Linked DNA regions of Homo sapiens: region 2 is linked to region 1. The links are chromatin loops, found by intact Hi-C in ENCODE. Cell type or tissue: psoas muscle. All regions are shown on one strand. Links, peaks and the distances in the headings refer to the core of each region. The heading gives the core; the rest is flanking DNA. Region 1 overlaps PLOD1 (procollagen-lysine,2-oxoglutarate 5-dioxygenase 1). Region 2 has its middle 15 kb from the start of NPPB.

Region 1 (2,904 bases), core at 273-2,772:
AGCAGATCCCCAGGCCTGGGGCTAATGTCAGGCCAGTCTGAGTTGGGCCCTTTGCTTCCCTTCTCCATTTGGATCCCTCCCTGTTTTCCATTTTTTTTTTTTTTTTTAAGTTTTCATTTTCTTTTTTTTTTTTTCTTTGAGACAGAGTCTCGCTTTGTCGCCCAGGCTGGAGTGCAGTGGCACGATCTCAGCGCACTGCAGCCTCCACCTCCAGGGTTCAAGCGATTCTCCTGTCTCAGCCTCCCAAGTAGCTGGGATCACAGGCATGCACCACCATGCCTGGCTAATTTTTGTATTTTTAGTAGAGACGGGGTTTTGCAATGTTAGCCAGGCTGGTCTCAATCCTGACCTCAAGCGATTTGCCCACCTTGGCTTCCCAAAGTGCTGGGATTACAGGCCTGAGCCACCACGCCCGGCCAGGATCCCTTTGCTAAGTAAGAAATCATCAACTCCATTTTGGAGATGGGAAGACTGAGGTCCTGGTAGGTTAAACATCTGGTCTCTCATTGCCAGAGCTGGTTGGAGGTGGGGTCATTGTCTGGAACTCAGACCTACTGTTCATTTCTGCACCTCTGGACGGGAAGGGGGTGCTGTTGCCTGGAAATGCTGCCTGGGGGAGCCTGCTCAGCTCCCCCAGACCCAGCTGAGGTGTGACCTTTAGCCAGCTGGACAGGAGGACAGAGTGGGTTGCTCATCTTCCCTGCAGGTCTTGCCTGAGCATCCCACTGACTAGTGTGTGTGTTTGGTGGGGGGTACCCCAGCAGCCCCCAAAGAGGCCAGCTCTTCCCTTTCCCTGGCAGATGGATGGGAGGAGGCAGCTACTGAGGTGGATTCAGCTGGAGTAGGGAAGGGGATTTGCTGTGGAGTCTCGGGGAGTGAGATGGGTGGGGTGCTGTCAGCAGCTTGTCTGTCCCCTCACCCAAAACGCATGGCCTTGGTGCATGGAGAGAAACATGGACCGTTTTCACTTTTGGGGGCTCCCAATGAGAGGGGGGTACAGAGCACCTCACTTCAGTAGACACCCCACGTCTGAGGGAAGAGATGTTGCGCCATCCTGGGGGGGCTTCCAGAACAAGATGGGAGACACAAGAAGGCTTCAACAAAGCAATATCTTCCATCACAGGGAACTGGGAGAATAAAAGGCAACATCCAAACAGGCAGATATCCCTAGAGCCGAGGTCAGATGTCCCACAGCCCTTCCTCCCGTTTGTAGAAACTTCTAGCAGATCTCCAGCTCCTGCCTTTCCCTGTGGGCCTTGATTTGGCCGTGGTGAGAGAAGGACAGCTGCAGAGATCAGAGGCTCAGCTGGCCGTTCAGGTCATGCTGTTCCCTACTAGAGAACAGAAGGGTCCCAGGAGTCAGTCAGGCTGCACTGGATGGTGTGGGGGTGGGGCCGGGTCTGGGGAGACCTAAGTGGGCAGCTGGCCCCGGGGAGGCTAAGGTTGGCTCCCACGTGCAGGGCATCCCAAGCTCCTGCCAGACCCTGTTCCTGGCTTCAGTTCAAGCCTGGGGTGGGGATGAAGGATGGGGGAGGGGAGAGGGCGGAAGGGCTTCATTCATTCCCGCCTCCCCAGGGAGCAGACTGGGTGTGTCATGACTGTGCCTTGACTCAGGCCACACAGTGACCACCCACGCCTTGGGCTGGGACTGCTTGGGGAGGAGGGGGCATCCGGTGGCACAGTCAAACCAGGGGTGCCCAGAGGTCCCATTCTTCCAGGAGCTCATCACATACGCACACCCCAACCAAGCCCTCACCGTCAGTCTCTCCACATCATTCTTTTTCTTTTTCTTTTTTTGAGATGGAGTCTCGCTCACCTAGTCTGGAGTGAAATGGCATGATCTCAGCTCACTGCAACCTCTGCCCCCTGGGTTCAAGCAGTTCTCCTGCCTCAGTCTCCCGAGTAGCTGGGATTACAGGCGCCCACCATCATGCCCAGCTAATTTTTGTATTTTTAGTAGAGATGGGGTTTCGCCATGTTGGCCAGGCTGGTCTCGAGCTCCTGACCTCATGTGATCCACCCGCCTTGGCCTCCCAAAGTGCTAGGATTACAGGTGTGAGCCACCGCACACATCATTCTTCTCTTAAAAGTTTTTCTAAATTTTATTTTTTTGTACAGACAGGGTCTCACTGTGTTGCCCCGGCTGGTCTTGAACCCTCAGGCTCAAGTGATCATCCCCACCTTGGCCCCCCAAAGACCGGGATTACAGGTGTGAGCCACTGCACCTGGCTAATTCCTGTGGCCCAGTAGCATGACTATAGCTCACTGCAGCCTTCACCTCCTGGGCTCAAGCAATCCTCCTGCCTCAGCTTCCTGAGTAGCTGGGCCTAGAGGTGCGTGCCACCATGTCTGGCTAATTTTTTAATTTTTTGTAGAGACAGGGTCTCACTTTGTTGCACAGGTTGGTCTTGAACTCAGGGCCTCAAATAAGCCTCCTGCCTTGGTCTCCCTAAGTGTTGACATTACAGGTGTGAGCCACCCCACCCTCTGCATCATTCTTGCTCTCAGGAAGGCAGCTCCCCTTTATTCCTGACCCCCAGGGCAGCATCTACCAAGACACAGCTCCCCTTTAGGGGAGGCACCCTGTCGCCAGAACCCCCCCGCAGCTACCAAGGCAGGCACTGTGCCAAGCGCTTTACGGCATTGGCTCATTGAATCCTCATGAAAGTCTCTGGAGGGAGGTACTATCATCTGTATTATTCCCATTTTACAGATGAGAAAACTGAGGCACGGAGAGGCTAAATTCCCTGCCCAGCAATCTGTCTTTAGCACCCTCTCTGTTGTATCTCATTGATTTCTGCTGATCCTGGATCACGGGTTCATCTGGGGAAGTCATTGCTGGACTTTGGGCAGTAGGTGGGGAGGGCTGAGAGCTCTGGGTGCCAGGCCTTGGCCTTAGCCCAA
Region 2 (2,904 bases), core at 255-2,754, 65 kb before region 1:
CCCAGGGCTGCTATAACAAATGGCCACCAACTCGGCAGCTTCAAACAACAGAAAAGCATCTTTCATCATTCGGGAAGTCAGAAATCCAAAATCAAGATGCTGTCCAGGCCGAGCTGCTTCTGGGGCTATAGGGGAGATCTTTCCCGGCCCCTCTAGCTCCTGACAGCTTCAGGCGTTCCTCAGCTCATACATGCACCACTCCCATCTCTGACTCTGTCCTCACATGACCTTCTCTGCATCTCTGTGTCTCAAATGTCTCTCTCCCTTTCTTTTATAAGGACCCCTGTCACTGGGCTTAGGACCCACCCTATATCTAGGATGATCTCTTCTCGAGATCTTTAATTTCATGACGTCTGCAATGACCTTTGTTCCAAATAAGATCACACTCACAAGTTCCAGGAGCTGGGAAATGAATATATCTTTTTGGAAGCCACCTTTCAGTACATTCTTCGGTGGCTTGTCTGTTTCCCCCTCTGGGATGGAAGCTGCACAGGATATGTACTTGGAATGGCTGGTGCAGGACTGGACATATGGAAGGAGCCTCACCAAAGGTGTGTTGCCTGGCCAATGTTTACTATGTTTACATATTTTGCATTTACATGTTTTAATCCATATTTTAAAAATCTATGTACAGGTTTTTTTTGCTTTGTGTTTTTTGAGACAGGGTCTTGCTCTGTCACCCAGGCTGGAGTGCAGTGGCGTGATCACAGCTCACTGCAGCCTTGACCTCCTGGGCTCAAGTGATCCTCCCCGCTCAGGCTCCCAAGTAGCTGGGACTACAGGCAAACACCACCACACCTGGCTAATCTGGGGGGGATTTTTTTTTGTTTCTTTTTTTTTTTTTTTTTTTTGTAGAGATGGGATTTCACCATGTTGCCCAGGCTGGTCTCAAACTCCTGAGCTCAAGTAATCCTCCCACCTTTGCCTCCCAAAGGGTTGGGATTACCGGCGTGAGCCCCGGTGCCTGGCCTGTACTGAGTCCTTTAAGCCTCCCTTGACCTGTTGACCCTGCTCATGACCTATAGAGGCAGTGGAGGTCTGCTGGTATTTGGTGGTTTTTTTCTACCTGCAGATTATTTGAAGTTTGTTGGGTTCTGTCTCCTAGTAATGTTGAAGGAGTGAGTCATGGCTTCATTTGCATTCTTTGTTGAGTTTTTACATTTAAGTGAGGATGTGTGCAAAGATTTGAACTCAGGTGGGTGCCATTAACCTTGATAGTACACTTCAGCTATATTAACTCAGCCTTAGCAACAGCTCTAGGATAAATTATTACCCCCGTTAGATGGATGAATATCCTTGATAGATAGCAGTTGCCTTTCATGCTGGGAATCTTTAGTCGCCCCTGCAGACCCCTCTCCATCCTTCCCTCCCCTGCTCAGCACTTGTGAGGCTGCCTTTTATAGCTTATATTGGATCCAATGATTGTTAGGGGCAGCAAAATATCAGCAGGAGAAAGAGAAGAGAGGAAGCTCAGGGTGTTTTTTTCTGCCACACTGCAGTCCCCGAGGAGGGCCACACAGCGCACGTCCCAGCCGGGCATTGTTAACTTAAACTATGGTGTGAACGCCGCTGCCTCTCACTCATGGGTCACTGTGAACAGCAAACACATGGCACCTTGGATCCTGCAGACACGCTGGCAGTGGAGAAAGGGAGGGAGCCAGCCACGCCTGGGGGTCACTCTCATGAATGGCGTAGAGTGGGGGCCACACGTGAGGACAGGAAGCATGAATGGCCGTCCCAGAACATCCACATGAGGGTTATTAATAGAGCCGTCCCAGGAGAGGACGCACTGTGCTTGGGAGGGACAACCGAGGAACAGAGCCGGCTGGACCGTAAGAAGTCCTGTGACATGTGGGAAATGAGGGAGGCGCTGGCAGGCTACCAAAGGCCCTCTGGCTGCCTCTCCTCCCTGACCTTACTCCCCAGTGAAGGTGGCCACTGCCACTCGGGCTCTGCGTTCTAGGCCCTCTGAGGCTGGCTGCATCCTCCTGGGTGTGCTTGATGACCCAGGAGCCATGTCCCTCCATTTAAAGGGCTGTGCGGAGCTTGAGGGGCTGGGAACATAGGCAGGCCATGACTGGGAAATCAGACAGGGCCATTGTGAGTTGAATCATGTCCCCAAAATTCATGTCCACCCAGAACCTCAGTGTGTGACCTTGTTTGGAAAAGAGATCTGTGCAGATGTCATTTGTTAGGATGAGATCATACTGGATTAGGGTAGGTCCTGGTCCAATACGGCTGATGTCCTTGTAAGAAGAGGAGAGATGCAGACACAGACAGGCAGGGGGGAGGCTGAGTAAAAGCCGAGGCAGAGGCTGCAGTGATGCATGTACAAGCCAAGGAACACCCCTGATTCCCAGCAACCCTGGAGGCTGGGAGAGGCAAGGACGGCCCCTCCCTAGAGTCCTCAGAGAAGGCATGGCCCGGTCCACGGTCACAGCCTGTTGGCCTCTGGAACCGTAAGGAGACCATTTCTGTTGTTTGAAGCCACCCACTTTGCGGTGCTTTCTTAGGACAGCCACAGTAAACGAACCCAGGCATCTTGTATTTGCAAAGGGTGTTTGCTGTGGGCCTCACTGCATCCTTAGTTTTGCTTTAGGTCTTTGGGAGACTTGGCCTGTCCTGGGGCAGCCCCATGCAGCGGTGATGCAGAAGTCAGGACCTGCATTCGGCCTGCCTGGGTTCGAATGTCAGTCCGGCCTCCTCCTAGTGGCGGCAGATTGAATCTCCAAAGATGGCCACGAGCTGCCCCACCCCATGTGCTCCCACCATGGGACACCGACACTCCTCCCATCGGAAGCAGAGTCCACGTTCCCTCCTCTTGAATCTGGACAGGCCTGGGCCTGTGGCAGAAGTGACGCTCTGTGACTTCTCAGACTAGGTTATAGCATTGAAGTAGCTTCC

Evidence for each region. A loop is a pair of places that touch in the nucleus more often than their neighbours do. Peaks named below come from ENCODE experiments on the same cell type or tissue, not always from the same donor. Only the 100,000 strongest peaks of a DNase experiment are listed, where the experiment ranks them.
Region 2: it touches region 1 in a loop (5-fold over the local background); 1 of 110 quality-filtered maps calls a loop at or near these places.

The regions. Positions count from the first base shown.
Region 1 is chr1:11,937,833-11,940,736 of GRCh38, forward strand. The region is part of intron 1 of PLOD1 (procollagen-lysine,2-oxoglutarate 5-dioxygenase 1); the gene reads left to right. Among named protein-coding and RNA genes, the nearest start is that of PLOD1, 4.6 kb to the left of the region's middle. RefSeq lists enhancers at 936-2,135, 1,098-1,990. In psoas muscle, for the core only: no CTCF peak of the experiment used is centred there; DNase peaks (open chromatin) are centred at 1,519 and 2,609; H3K27ac peaks cover 1,962 bases.
Region 2 is chr1:11,872,550-11,875,453 of GRCh38, forward strand. No RefSeq gene overlaps it. Among named protein-coding and RNA genes, the nearest start is that of NPPB, 15 kb to the left of the region's middle. In psoas muscle, for the core only: no CTCF peak of the experiment used is centred there; DNase peaks (open chromatin) are centred at 1,802 and 2,312; H3K27ac peaks cover 1,627 bases.